2 separate regions of the Mus musculus genome follow, and region 2 is linked to region 1. The links are chromatin contacts, found by Hi-C or POLR2A ChIA-PET in ENCODE. All regions are on one chromosome and are shown on one strand. The core of a region is the stretch at or near the end of the contact, and the rest is flanking DNA. Distances in the headings are between cores, read along the strand shown.

The links. A loop is a pair of places that touch in the nucleus more often than their neighbours do. ChIA-PET counts read pairs that join two places held with the same protein, here RNA polymerase II (POLR2A).
Region 2: POLR2A ChIA-PET joins it to region 1 with 38 read pairs in Patski. The contact joins the enhancer-like site here to the promoter of Serpinb9 in region 1. A Hi-C loop is called at or near these places in 1 of 37 maps with a recorded cell type or tissue (v-Abl transformed pro-B cells). POLR2A ChIA-PET finds 5 or more read pairs at or near these places in 1 of 5 experiments (Patski).

Annotation. Positions count from the first base shown.
Region 1 is chr13:33,001,728-33,007,517 of GRCm38, reverse strand. Serpinb9 (serine (or cysteine) peptidase inhibitor, clade B, member 9) reads right to left here and starts at 2,977. Exons shown (of 7, transcript NM_009256.3): 1 at 2,823-2,977; 2 at 808-985. The coding sequence starts at 975. Gm36181 (a long non-coding RNA gene) reads left to right here and starts at 1,711. Exons shown (of 3, transcript XR_382177.2): 1 at 1,711-1,923; 2 at 4,567-4,663.
Region 2 is chr13:32,923,410-32,929,566 of GRCm38, reverse strand. It overlaps a transcript of Serpinb1c not described here and the pseudogene Gm18311. Among named protein-coding and RNA genes, the nearest start is that of Serpinb1c, 28 kb to the right of the region's middle. Within about 2 kb of position 4,471, at least 1 of the 3 ENCODE cell types and tissues checked has a DNase peak (open chromatin) inside an H3K27ac peak, as active enhancers do.

The DNA of each region.
Region 1 (5,790 bases), core at 1,728-4,227:
TGGCAGACCACAGAGCAACAGTGATGACTTCCCACTGTGAAGCTGAATGCTGACAATTTGTTTCTGTTTTTGTTTGTTTGTTTGCTTGCTTGCTTTTTTTCTCAGACAAATGGCTCCTGCCTGTTCAGGAACGCTGTGAGGTCAGGAACCCATTCCTAATTTGGAATGCTCTCAGGATGCTTGTCAAAAAGTAATGAACCCAATGTCCAGTTAGGACATGGACTAGCTCCACACATTTGCCCCCTTCAGTATTTTAGCTGAAGCAAGGCATATTAGACAAAATAAAGAGAAGGAATTATCTTTCCTTGCAAACAATTAATTACAAAGACTGTTGCTCTAAAAAATAAAATAGATCCCAGCAAACTCTCTTTCAAATAATTTAAACATCTTTTTATTTTCTCAAATTGCAGTACTTGAGACTGTACCTAAGTTATAACCCTAAGACCTTCCCTCCATCTTTTTTTTTTAACGTCTTAATTTTTCTAGAACTAATTTGCCCAGGGTAGTCTCAGACTTGGTATCTTCATATCTCAGTCTCCTTAGTAGCTGTAATTAAAGGCCTGTAACACCAAGTATAGTATAAAATTATTCATGCACCACTGTTAATTAGATTCTAGACAATGTACTGAGAGTCACCCCAAGTTATGACTCAGGAAATCTCATTGCCCTTAAAGAAGTCTTATTGGAGGAGACTCTGTCCTTCCTCTTTAGCCCCTGCCCCATGAAACAGTGTGTGCACATTCCTTCTGTCCCTTCTCAGCAGTTCTTATGCATGTGACTCGGGTGTGACTATGACAGAGAACATACCTGAGATATCTGGACTGCCGTCTGTCCCTTTGCACCCAAGAGAACCATAGCTAGAGCAGAGGAGATGCTCGCAGGAGAATAACATACATTTTTGGAAGGGTTGCTTTGACATAGCATCTTCAAAAGATGGATGGCAAAGGTGCCATTTCCTTCAGACAGAGTATTCATGATGCAGAGTCTGGAGGGAAAGGAGATATAAAAATCAACGTAGAGCTGAAGGTTCATTGTTCTCAGGCAGGGAAATCTGGGACTCTGTTTCTGGTTGTCATTTCAAAGGTCATAGGTACCTTAAATTAGATTTCAAAAATTCATTCTAGATTACAGTCCTTCCAATTTTAAGGTTATTAGCTAAGTGTGGTCATTGCAGCAAACCAAACTAGCTTCTTCTCATCTGCACAGGGAGAACGCAAGATCATCAGGAGCACAAACACAAAACACAGCAGAGAGAGGTGGTATTCAGCCTTCTCCCATACAGACCAACGCCTCTCTTCTGAAGACAATAGAGTTTGAAGAAGGAAGAAGAGGAAACGAAGAAGAAAACAACCAGGAACATTGGGTCCTCTTGCCTGACTCAGCAACTCTGTATCCTGGACGCTGCCTGTGAAGACTCCTGTGTTACCCATGAAGAATTAGACAGTATCCTCCCCACTTTCGAGATGCTACAGAAAAGACACTGAGATGCTAAATGAGACCCAAAGACAAGCTAGCATTATTACTGTGTTGTGTATTGGGGAGCATTCCCCTGCAGTAGCTGCTCAGAGGACCTTGCATCAGCTGCAGGCACCCTGGCTGCTTTTCTACTGATTATGACTCATCTTCCAGATGGATGGACAGCTTGGCCCAGACTAAGTGACTGCTCCTGACACTTTAACCCAGTTCTGAGTCCCTGTGCATCCCATGGCTGTGCTCTCACTGTTCCAGGGTTCACCTTTGAACCCTCACATATGTTCAGAGTGCTTCCTACTGAGTTAACATGCAGATCACATAGCCTAGGGAGCATCAGAACACTCAAACCACACTTCTTCCCATTCCTCAGACAGAGGGACACAGCAACCTGAGAGTGTACTCGGATCCTCTGGCTCCTCCCCTTATGACTTCCAGGGCTCTGGAGGAAAGGTGGGGCTGCTTTATTTCAAAGACTTACTCTCTGGCTAGTCCTCTCATCTAACCCAGCTTGCCCCCTTCTCCTGCATTCCTGCCCTTATGTCACTTTAAAGTTGCTTCTGAGTCCTTGAAGTGCAGTTTATTTCACCTAGAACATTCCCTACCCCATCCCTGTCACTGAGTTCAAACTACTCCCCTTTCCCAACTTCATTGGAACAGGACAGCCTCAGGGCCTCTGCTCTCCTTCCCTAGTGCAGCTTCCCCACCCCAGGTCTGCTCTTAAGTGTCACCTTTCTCTTAAGTGTCACCTTTCTCTTACTGATTGCTGTCCTTTCTACTCCATATTCTGGAGCTCTCTGAAGGTAAGGGGGATGTCTGGCACTCTAATAGTAAGCATACTCAAATAAAGGGGTATTTGATTTCTCAGATAAAGTTATCAAAGATATGATCACTGTCAGCATGGAGTGAATTATTTTATAAATGAGAATGAGCAGTGCTCAAATTTGTACCAGAGACCCCAGATGTTTAAAGGGTCCGGAAGTAAGAGAGGGATTACTTTGCAAGATCCACAGGGAGAAGACAGAGGCTTTCAAATTGCCTAGGTGGTAAGGACTGATAGAAAGCATAAAAAGATACCAGTGGAGAGGCCGCCAATATCCTGCAGTCCCCAGGCCTGGCTCAGGAGGAGCCAACACAGCTTAGAAACCAGCCCTAAGATCTGCATCTCTGCCATTGGCCAGCTGGAGATCCTAAAGGAGTCACCATTTAAAAAGCTCATCAGACATTACCTCCCAGCTGTCTCTTTCCCTAACTAAGCAGTCTTGTTTTCCCTCCTGGACTCAGCCTATGCCTTGTAAACATGACCTCTGCGGGTCCCACAGCGCCACCCCGAGCCAGATGCCCGCACCTACCACAGTTGCGGCTTCTCAATCCAGCGTTTGCAGCCTTGATGCTCCCAGTAGGCTTTCAGAGCTGCCTGTACAAGGCAGGGACTTCTGGTTTTGTGCTCCTGCTCAGGGGCGGGGAGACAGGCTGCTTCTGGCTCTGGCGACCACAGCAGGAAGAGGATGAGTGGGGGTTGGGAAAAAACTGGGTCCTTAGAGAAAGTGAAAGTAGCAGGAGTTTTCGCTGTGCACCAAGGGAGAATGTCAGGGATTTTAATAAAACTCTGGGCCTGCGGGGTGGCAAGTGGTAGATGTGAAGGGTGCCCCGTGTCTAAATCCATTTCCACACACCCAGCCTCCTCTCCTGGCAAACACTAACCCATTTTCTGGCTTTTTTAACCAGTCATGAGCACTTTGTTTAAACAGAGTATGCAATCATGTGTGTGGTCTTTTGCTAAACAGATGTTTCTGAGGCTCAGCCTTAAGTGTTCAAGGTGGCAGTGACCGGGGCACAGGCGACAGGCTTGCCACACGATGTGAGCTGTGGGCATTGGAATATGTTTAAAAAAAAAAAAAAAAAAAAAAAACTCAACTCAAGTGAAACCACCATTCTTGACTTTGCCAGAGAAAGAAATTTCTGAAAGAGATCGTATGAGATGGAGTTGGATTTATTGAGAAGCAAACACAAATATATTTTTAAAAAGTAATACAGAAAGGGAAGAAAAGTAGGAAAAGAGAGAATGAGACACACCTAAGCATGCAGGGCTCTCAAGACGAGCATGGCTGCAGTGACTCAGCAGTAGCCTCATGTGTGGCTTTGGTGGCTCTCAGATGCTACATCTTACAAAGTTGCTGAGAAAACCTCATTCTCCTTTGTAGTTAATAGAGATTCAGTATTTCTTTGTTCAGTTATTTAAGGACAAGCTTTTAAAATGACAAAGAATGAAACTATACGAGGCCAAACGCATAAGTAGAACTTCAACATAGGAAGCCTTGGTGGGAAACAGGAAAGAACATTAGGAAGACTTCTCAGACACAGGAGAGGCTCACCCTGTCTATAGGATGAGTCACCCATTTTGCTAACCTTGAGAGTCCATTCAATTTTAAACCCTGTGGTATACTCAATCTAGAAAGCTTTCTTTCCCACGTGTTCTCCTTGTGGCTCATGGCTTTTCTCCAATCTCTTCTTCCCTGAAGCTTGCTGTGTTGCTTTTTGGCTTCTCCAAGGTGCTCATCCTCTCAGCTCCATTTTCCACAAGAATCTCCTCACACCACTCTCCTCTAACCCCTGACCCAGCAGGAAGTGACAGCAGCTGCAGGACCTTTAGCTCCTGGCTTTCTTGATCATCTTGCTTGAGGCAAGGTTTGGCTTCCTTACCTGCAACATCTGCTTCCTCACCCTCTGTCCTCCACCAGCAGGAGGAGATCCAACCTCCTGTCCCTTTAGGTTACCGTATTTTCTCTCCTTTGATCAACAGCCAGTCTGACCACCTCCTGTCTTAACTTTTGTTCTTGGGGTCACTTTCCCCCTGATCCCACGTCACTGAAGCAGCTGGCCCACTGCTATCTTCCTCTTTGTCCTTGTATCTTTTTTTTTTTTTAATTAGGTATTTTCCTCATTTACGCAGTATCTCCTTTCTGTTCTGCTTCTCCTTCCTCACCCCAGCTCCATCTCATTCAACAATGAACCAACTTATTTTTTTATTCTTGGCTAGAATGTTCTAGCCTTTTATCTACTCACTCACCCCCCAATTTGGTTTTCTGGATGTAGTCTATTACTACATGGACCTGCCCTTGAAAACAGCACCCACTCTACAGAGCACAGGTCCCACAGCAATACGCTTCTCCATGGACTTCGTCTCCCTTAAGTAAGTTATTGTGATCATTCTCAGTGCACTTCCTGCTTGATGGCATGGACTCTCATTCTTCTCTCACTTGGAGAATTTTATGGAGTCAAAATTTTCCATATTTTTGCTGCTTGGGGCTTCTATCCCAGAGAGCTACAACAGCAACCCCCTATGCCTAAGTTCCCTTCCTTGTGTTTCCTAAATAAATATGACTTTATGGGTACCTTGCATAGGAATTATAGTCAGGCACGATAAAGCATGGGTTAGAAGGCTGCCAAGGCATCTCTTGGACTATAAATAGGTTTTCTTCTAAGAGTCCTAGGAATTTGCATGCTCACATCTGGAAAAGGAGAATGACTCTGTATGCTTAGGCTGTAAGCATGATTGCTGTTTTACTCTTCTTCATTGAAATATCCATGCAGAGAATGAGTATTGTGTGCATGTCAGCAACCGTCACAGAACCTGTTAACTGGGCTGGCAAGAGTCTTAATCAGACCCGGGAATGTAGGACTTCATTCCTTTCCTGAATCTGCTTAACTATTTTGTTCTTTCCTTAGTATCTCAAGACAATATTTGTCAGACATTTGTTTCTTTGTCTGGTTAAAGATATTATCTAAATTAAGTTTGTATTCAATCAGTCAGCGTTAGATTGTTTCTATCTTTTATCTGGTATTAATTTTACTATGAATGTCTATGTATAAATTTGTGTATAGATATATGCTCTCTTGGCGTTACCTAGGGTATAGCCCAAGGAATTTCTGGGTCTTATGACAACTCTACATTTCATACTCTGAAGAACTAACTACCTACCTAATGCTTTTGAGGTCTTCTGTGTATTATATGCCCCACCAACAGGCTATAAGTTTCAGTTTCTTCCCGTGCATGTTTTTTCTTTTCTTATTTTAGCCAATCGGTGTGATAAGGTTACTCATTTACGGTTTTGAGTTTTCCCTGATGAGTAATGATGTCAATCATAAGCTCATGTGCTCACTGAACCTTTAAAAACCTTTCTATAAGACTGCCTACTCACATTACTTCCCATTTTTCTTGAGGCATCATCATCTTCATCTTCGTCATCATCATATTGCAAATGAATTGCATGACACCAATTTCTTTTTTTTTTTTAGATTTATGTATTTATTTTAATA
Region 2 (6,157 bases), core at 3,222-5,721, 79 kb after region 1:
GGCTCCAGCACATATAGAGCAGAGGGCAGCCTGGTCTGACCTCAGTGGGAGGAGATGTGCCTAATCCTCAAGAGGATTGAGGCCCCAGGGAAGGAAGAGGCAGGCCTGTTGAGAGCCTCTCAAAGGCAAGAGGGAGGAGGAGTAGGGTGAGGAACTGTGGGAGAGGGAATCCAGAAGAAGGGCAAAGGCTGCAATGTATATAAAAATACTTCTTAAGAAATCCTTTCAGCCTTAGTAGTCTGTCACCTTTCTGTTTTTAAATGAAAGAAGTTACTAAAGACAGCTGTCTGCTGTACCAGGAAACCACAAGATCTGTACGCAGCTGCTCGTGAAGAACAGGCTGTGTAATCCCATAAGCCAGTGTGTTTTTGCTTTGGTTTAATTTCTGTTTTAAGAAAACAGAGGTTGGAATCAAATATTCATGATTCATAATATTTATGGAAATTTAAGGATTTCTAAAAATATTACTAATAATGATCAAAGCTTTCATTATTGTTATGGTGTAACTATCCTAAATAAGCGACTGGGTTCAGGATCTCTGGTCGAGAGAAGACAAAAGAATGAGAAAGGATAAGGAAAAAGAATGAGAAGGGAGAAAGCAGAAGAAGGAAGGATGATGAGAATCCTGGGAACAGAGAGGGTATTTGAACTGACAGCTTGGATTCACTACTGATTCCTAGTTACTATTGAATTAGCACTATTTCTATTCCTGCCTTTTCGGGACCTTGCTCACACTGAGGCTGGACCTCAGCAAAGAACATTAAAAGTTTAGGGAGTGTATTTGAACATTTATGAATTTTGGCTAGGCCTCATTTAGAGAGCCGATTGGAAATGTAGAAAGTATGAGCAGAGTTCAGAAGAGGAAAATAGTTTCCCTTGGTTAGAGTGGAAAGTTCTTGTTACAGGTTAGTTAGTAGCTAATAAAATTTCAGACTGTTGCTTTTGAAGAAGTCTAAGTTCTTGGTCTGGGTCCTTACTACCTCTACCTGAATGGCCTAAGTCCAGAAACCCAAACTAGGGGCTGCAAGGAATTGAAGACAGGACATACACATAAACAGACATTCAGAAAAGCTGGTGTCCAGTCAGACATGGAGCTATATCTATGGCTGTGGCAACCCAGAATCACAGTATGTTTATTATGTACAGCACATGGAGAGGATGGCTAGTGTAGATAGGAGGTCGCTATAGGCAAGCAGTCTCTGACCGATATCACCCAGGATGAGGAAGCAGCCGCTGCTAGTTTTTGAGACAGTGGTGTCTGGTGTTATGTTTGTACTCAGGCCCTAAGGAATGCTCTGCCATCCCTCTGAGTCTCACCCAGTTAATGCTTTGTCACTAGCATGGGACAAAGGCATTGGAGTCCTCCACACATGACCACACCCATGCCAGTCATACCCATTCATTCAGAAACTTACTCACGCAAGACTTCCTCCAATCCCCACACCTAACAGAGCAGAGGAAAAATCTAGATGGAGTCCGTCACAGTAACTGAAGATAGCAAGCCAAATCTAAGTTATCATCTAACTTTCAGACAAATCAGAGAGAATGATAAAAGTCAAACTTTCTAAATCCACACGGTTCCCTCTGCTTTGATTCTTGCAAAAGTCAGCGTTCTCTCTTGAGAAGAATCCCTGAAAGAACAATAGCTACAGCAATAACAGCAGCAACCACAGCAGAAGCACCAACAATAATAACGACGACAACAAAAACAATAACAACTATAAAAATAGCAGCAACAGTGTACTTGAAACCGGGCTCATTGTGGCTCAGAGTTTCAGATGTCTGGACACACAGTTGATTGTTTTTGTGCTCACAGTGTGTGAGAGCATCGTGGCAATAAGTGTGTAAGGTATAGTAAGCTGCCCCCCCCTGCTAAGAAGTTTAAGAAAAGAGGGGGTTCAGGGATACACCCCCACTAGCAATAACCCAGCTTTCTCCAAAAACTGTTTGCTCTAAAAGTTCTGCCAACTCTCAGTTATGCCACAGGCTGGTGATTAAGCCACAAGGAACTTTAGGGAAGAATCTCAGGCCAAAACTCTAGCAGTGGGATTAGCCAGACAGTTAATTTCCTTTTATTCTGTAACCCTGCTCCTGGCTTATCAGAAAAATAACTTTGAAATGATTAATGTCATCATAGTTTTATGTTTCTCCTTTCTTTAGCTTGTTCTTTGTCCCCTTCTGCCCAGTTTGCCAGAATTCAAGTGACCTCTCTAACAATGATGTCAATACTCTTGGAAATGAGGAGACAATGGAAAACATAGAGGTATTTAGAATGTGCCATTCTTCAAAGAGCATGCTGTCTATTTCAAAAGGAAAACACGCCTGTCTTTAATCCAAGTCAGAACACAGTGAGACAGCAGGCGCGTAGAGCATTTCTACAACTGGAAATGCAGACCTTTGAGAGCAAGAGTCCTCCTCAGCCCAGCTCTGCTTCACTCAAGGACTCAGGAACCAGACAATCAACTGTCACCAAGAGTACACCAGGGCAGTTTGTTTGAGCGTGTTGTCTGCTGCTAGTGATGATTGAGAATGAACATACAACAACACACACCAACAAATACACTTGTGCAAATAACCAAAGGAAAAATGAAGCTCTCTGGAGTGGGAGGGCTTCCAACAGAGGAGAAAACACTGAGCTGCTTATCTAGGGGAGGGTTCTCATGCAGCAACCACTCAGACTACGGTATTAGTACTGAGCTTAGTTAGTCTGGGCATCTCCTGGGTGGGGCTGATATGGATCTACAGGCTGTGCACATTCCCCTGGCCCAGGCAGAGACATTATCAGAGGCTGCTTACTCACTGCTCATCCAAAGTTGTCTACATCGAAGCCCCACTCTGCCTGTTAGTTTTCTCTCTTAGTTGCTGATCTTGACTCTTTGTCTGCTACTCTCCCTGGTCAACATTGCTAATCACTGTCTTGCAGGTCTTGCTGATTCTTGTATCTTGGCTGGTGACTTGCTGCCTGTTTTTTATTAAACAATGCTCTCTTTCTTCTCACATGTATGTGCCCACTTGTGGTCTAACTATGGGTCATTTCATTTACTGCCTTGAAGATTCCTGCCTCCGTGAATACCAGACTGCATGCCTACCTTTCACCAAAAACTCCAGTGGACAGACACAGACAGCAGGGATCAGTTATTCTATATTATGGATGAAAGTTTTGTCTGATTCTATCTTAAAAACAAAGCAAGTCAAGTTTTTAAAGTAAATCCGCTGGTTTGCTTTTTGACCTTGGGTTGGGCTGTTTTCTGTTTCCCCTTGCTGTTTGTGTTGGGCTATGATTTGTGAACAGAGGTGTAAAGTATCACATTCATTCTACACTAACTGCCACTTGGTTAAATTGTTTTCAAGAATCTTAAACTTCTACATAACTTTTAATTCACAGTGTTGGACTTTCTAATTTAACTTAACGTGCTATCTTCTAGGCCTGTGTATGATGTTAAAATGCAAGATTTCTTTCTCCTTAAGACAGAACAGAGTTTCATTGTTTTTATGAATGCACATTACTCTCTATTTTCCTGTTCATCAGTTGTTGCACACAAACAGATCCCTAATTAATCCCTGTTAGGATTAATATTGTGATAAAAACAGGTGTTACCATCTTTTGTTCATACAAATTTTATTTGTACTCACAGATTTTATTTCCTTTAGCTACATACCAAAAAGTGAGATTTTTTGAACCATATGGTAGATCCATACTCACCTTTTAGAGCACACTCCATATTGTTTTCTATAGTATCTGTGCAGACTTGTGTCCCCTTAAACAGTAAATAAGGGTTTCTTTTCTTTAAGTCATTTTGAAAACATACTATCTTGATTATTTAGGTTTTGTTTTTTATTTACTTGTCCATTTAAAAACTTCATTGTATATATTCATTTCCATAGTACTGTGCAAGATAAGGGCAATTTCACACAGTATACATTGGGTACCGTATACAACCTCCCTTCTCATACTCTCTTTGCTGTTTTTATAAAAACTTGAAACCACCAGCAATGCAGGACTCATCATTGTTTTTGGTTTATTTGTTGTTTTGCTATTTGTTTTGTTTGTTTGTATTTTGTATATGTGGAGCTGAAGGGGAGAAGCAGGTAACTTGACTTAGACCAAACTAGACACGTGTGTAAAATCATATGAATTTGAAACAAAAGCTGGGATGTAAGTTCAGGCATTTGATTGGGAAGTTATAGTCAGGACACAAAGAAAGAAGCTAAACTCCAAACTCATGGACTGGGCCAATGGATGAACATCTGAAAAGACGCAGTAAAAAAGGCACCAATAGGAGTCATGCTGCCGAGGGGAGCTGGCTGCACTGAGACTCAGGCAGGGAGACAAAAGGGCAGGTGACCAGACAGGCTGTGCTTGCACTGAATTGCCAGTGTGTGATCAGGGTCACTGCACACCCTACTTGAAGGCTGGGGCAGTTTCACTCCTCATTTCCCGGACCCAGCCTGTTATCTGGCATACCAGCTGAAGTATGTAATGAATAAACATATGACGGCAGAGGGAAAAGACCAGTGGCCAACTGGGCAGCAAAGGTGAAGCAGTAGAAACTGGAAATCAGTAGAAAAGGATGTGCCACACCTACTGAATGGAATCTCAACAGCTTTAACAGAGAAATCCATGCAATCAGCGGTGAAGCTAGGTAAACTTTCCTAGTTGTCTGATGAAAGGAACAAATCCAGAAAGTGTGAGGGAGAGAGGGTCCATGAGGGAGGGTCGGGTAGATGAGAATTTAAGATCTGTTTCTCTTTATTCTTGCCTCCTTGGTCATAAACACACCAGAGCCTTAAGGAACACCCTCCTCCACATTCCTGCTCAGTAGGAGTCGCTCCTCCAGCTTCTGCAGATGAAGTCTGCTCTGTTTCAGTTTCTTCTGCCTCAAGGAAAACAGGAAAATATTTCACAGACCCTTGTTAATGTTTGCTGTCTAATATCTTAAGTGCTCTTTCCTGAGGAAGGCCACAAAACCCTACCAGGACCAGGCTCTTGACCTGGGTCTCCTTAGGTCTGAGACCCAAAGTCACACACACTGTACTGTCTTCTCCAACTTACTGAAGCTGAGAAGCTTTGAATTCTGTCACTCAGAATTGACAGAACTATGAAATGTCACACCAACACTGGAGATTTACTGTTGCCAGCAGCCAAAGACATTGATCAAGTTATGATCAGAGATGAATTTGTCATGGAATTGATGGCAACTTTTTTAATCTAACGGCACTCTCTGAAGAAGAATCGATGACATGTCTGCTATTCTTGATTGCTATTTCACCTCAAGTATTCAATATCCAGCATTCAGCCTGATGAGTCTACAGGTGTGGCAAACTGTTCATAGGTTTAAGTGAAGTATTTTAATGACGGAGACTTTAAAAAATTTATCTTTGCAAACCTCTTGAAACAACAGTTACTGCAAACAATTTATTAGCACAATTGATTCATTTATGACAGTGATCAACTTCTCTTGAGGAAGGGATGCTGATGTGTGCACAGACCGTGTTCCAGCTACTAGGATGTCAATTGGGATTTCAGTGCTTGATAGAGAATGAGTCACAAGAAGTCATCGGAATTCACTATATGATTCATTGTCAAGTATTAACAATGAAGATGCTGTAACAAGAGTTACAAGACATAAGTAAAACATAGTAGGTTCCATCAGCTTTGTAAAGGAGAGCACCGTTGACTGTTTTTTTGCAGCTACACAACCAGTTGGATGCGCCCACCAAACCTCTGCTATTTCTCACTGAAGTGAGATGGTGTGGTGAGGAAACATTTTTAAAATGTATTTTTGAGCTTTGTGATTAACGTAAAGTGTTTTTGAATCAGAGAGCAAGAGCACAGATTAAAGTATTTTTTCATAGATAAATATGAATTGTAAAAAAAATAGCTCACTCAGTTAACATCTTTGCCATCTTGAAGGAAGTACATTTATCAGTTTGGTGAGTACCAAATGCAGTATGCCTCAATTTTTCTGAAAAGATCTGACCATTCCAACTGAAACTTCAGCTTTCGGGGTAAAAAAGATGAAAATAAAGTGTACGTGGTTCCTACCTTGTCTGCTTTCTTTGAGGAACATGACATGGCTTCAGACAAAGGGATTCCAATTATAGTTTCTGTGAAAGAACACCTGCACACGCTTGAAGATGGAATCTCATTACATTT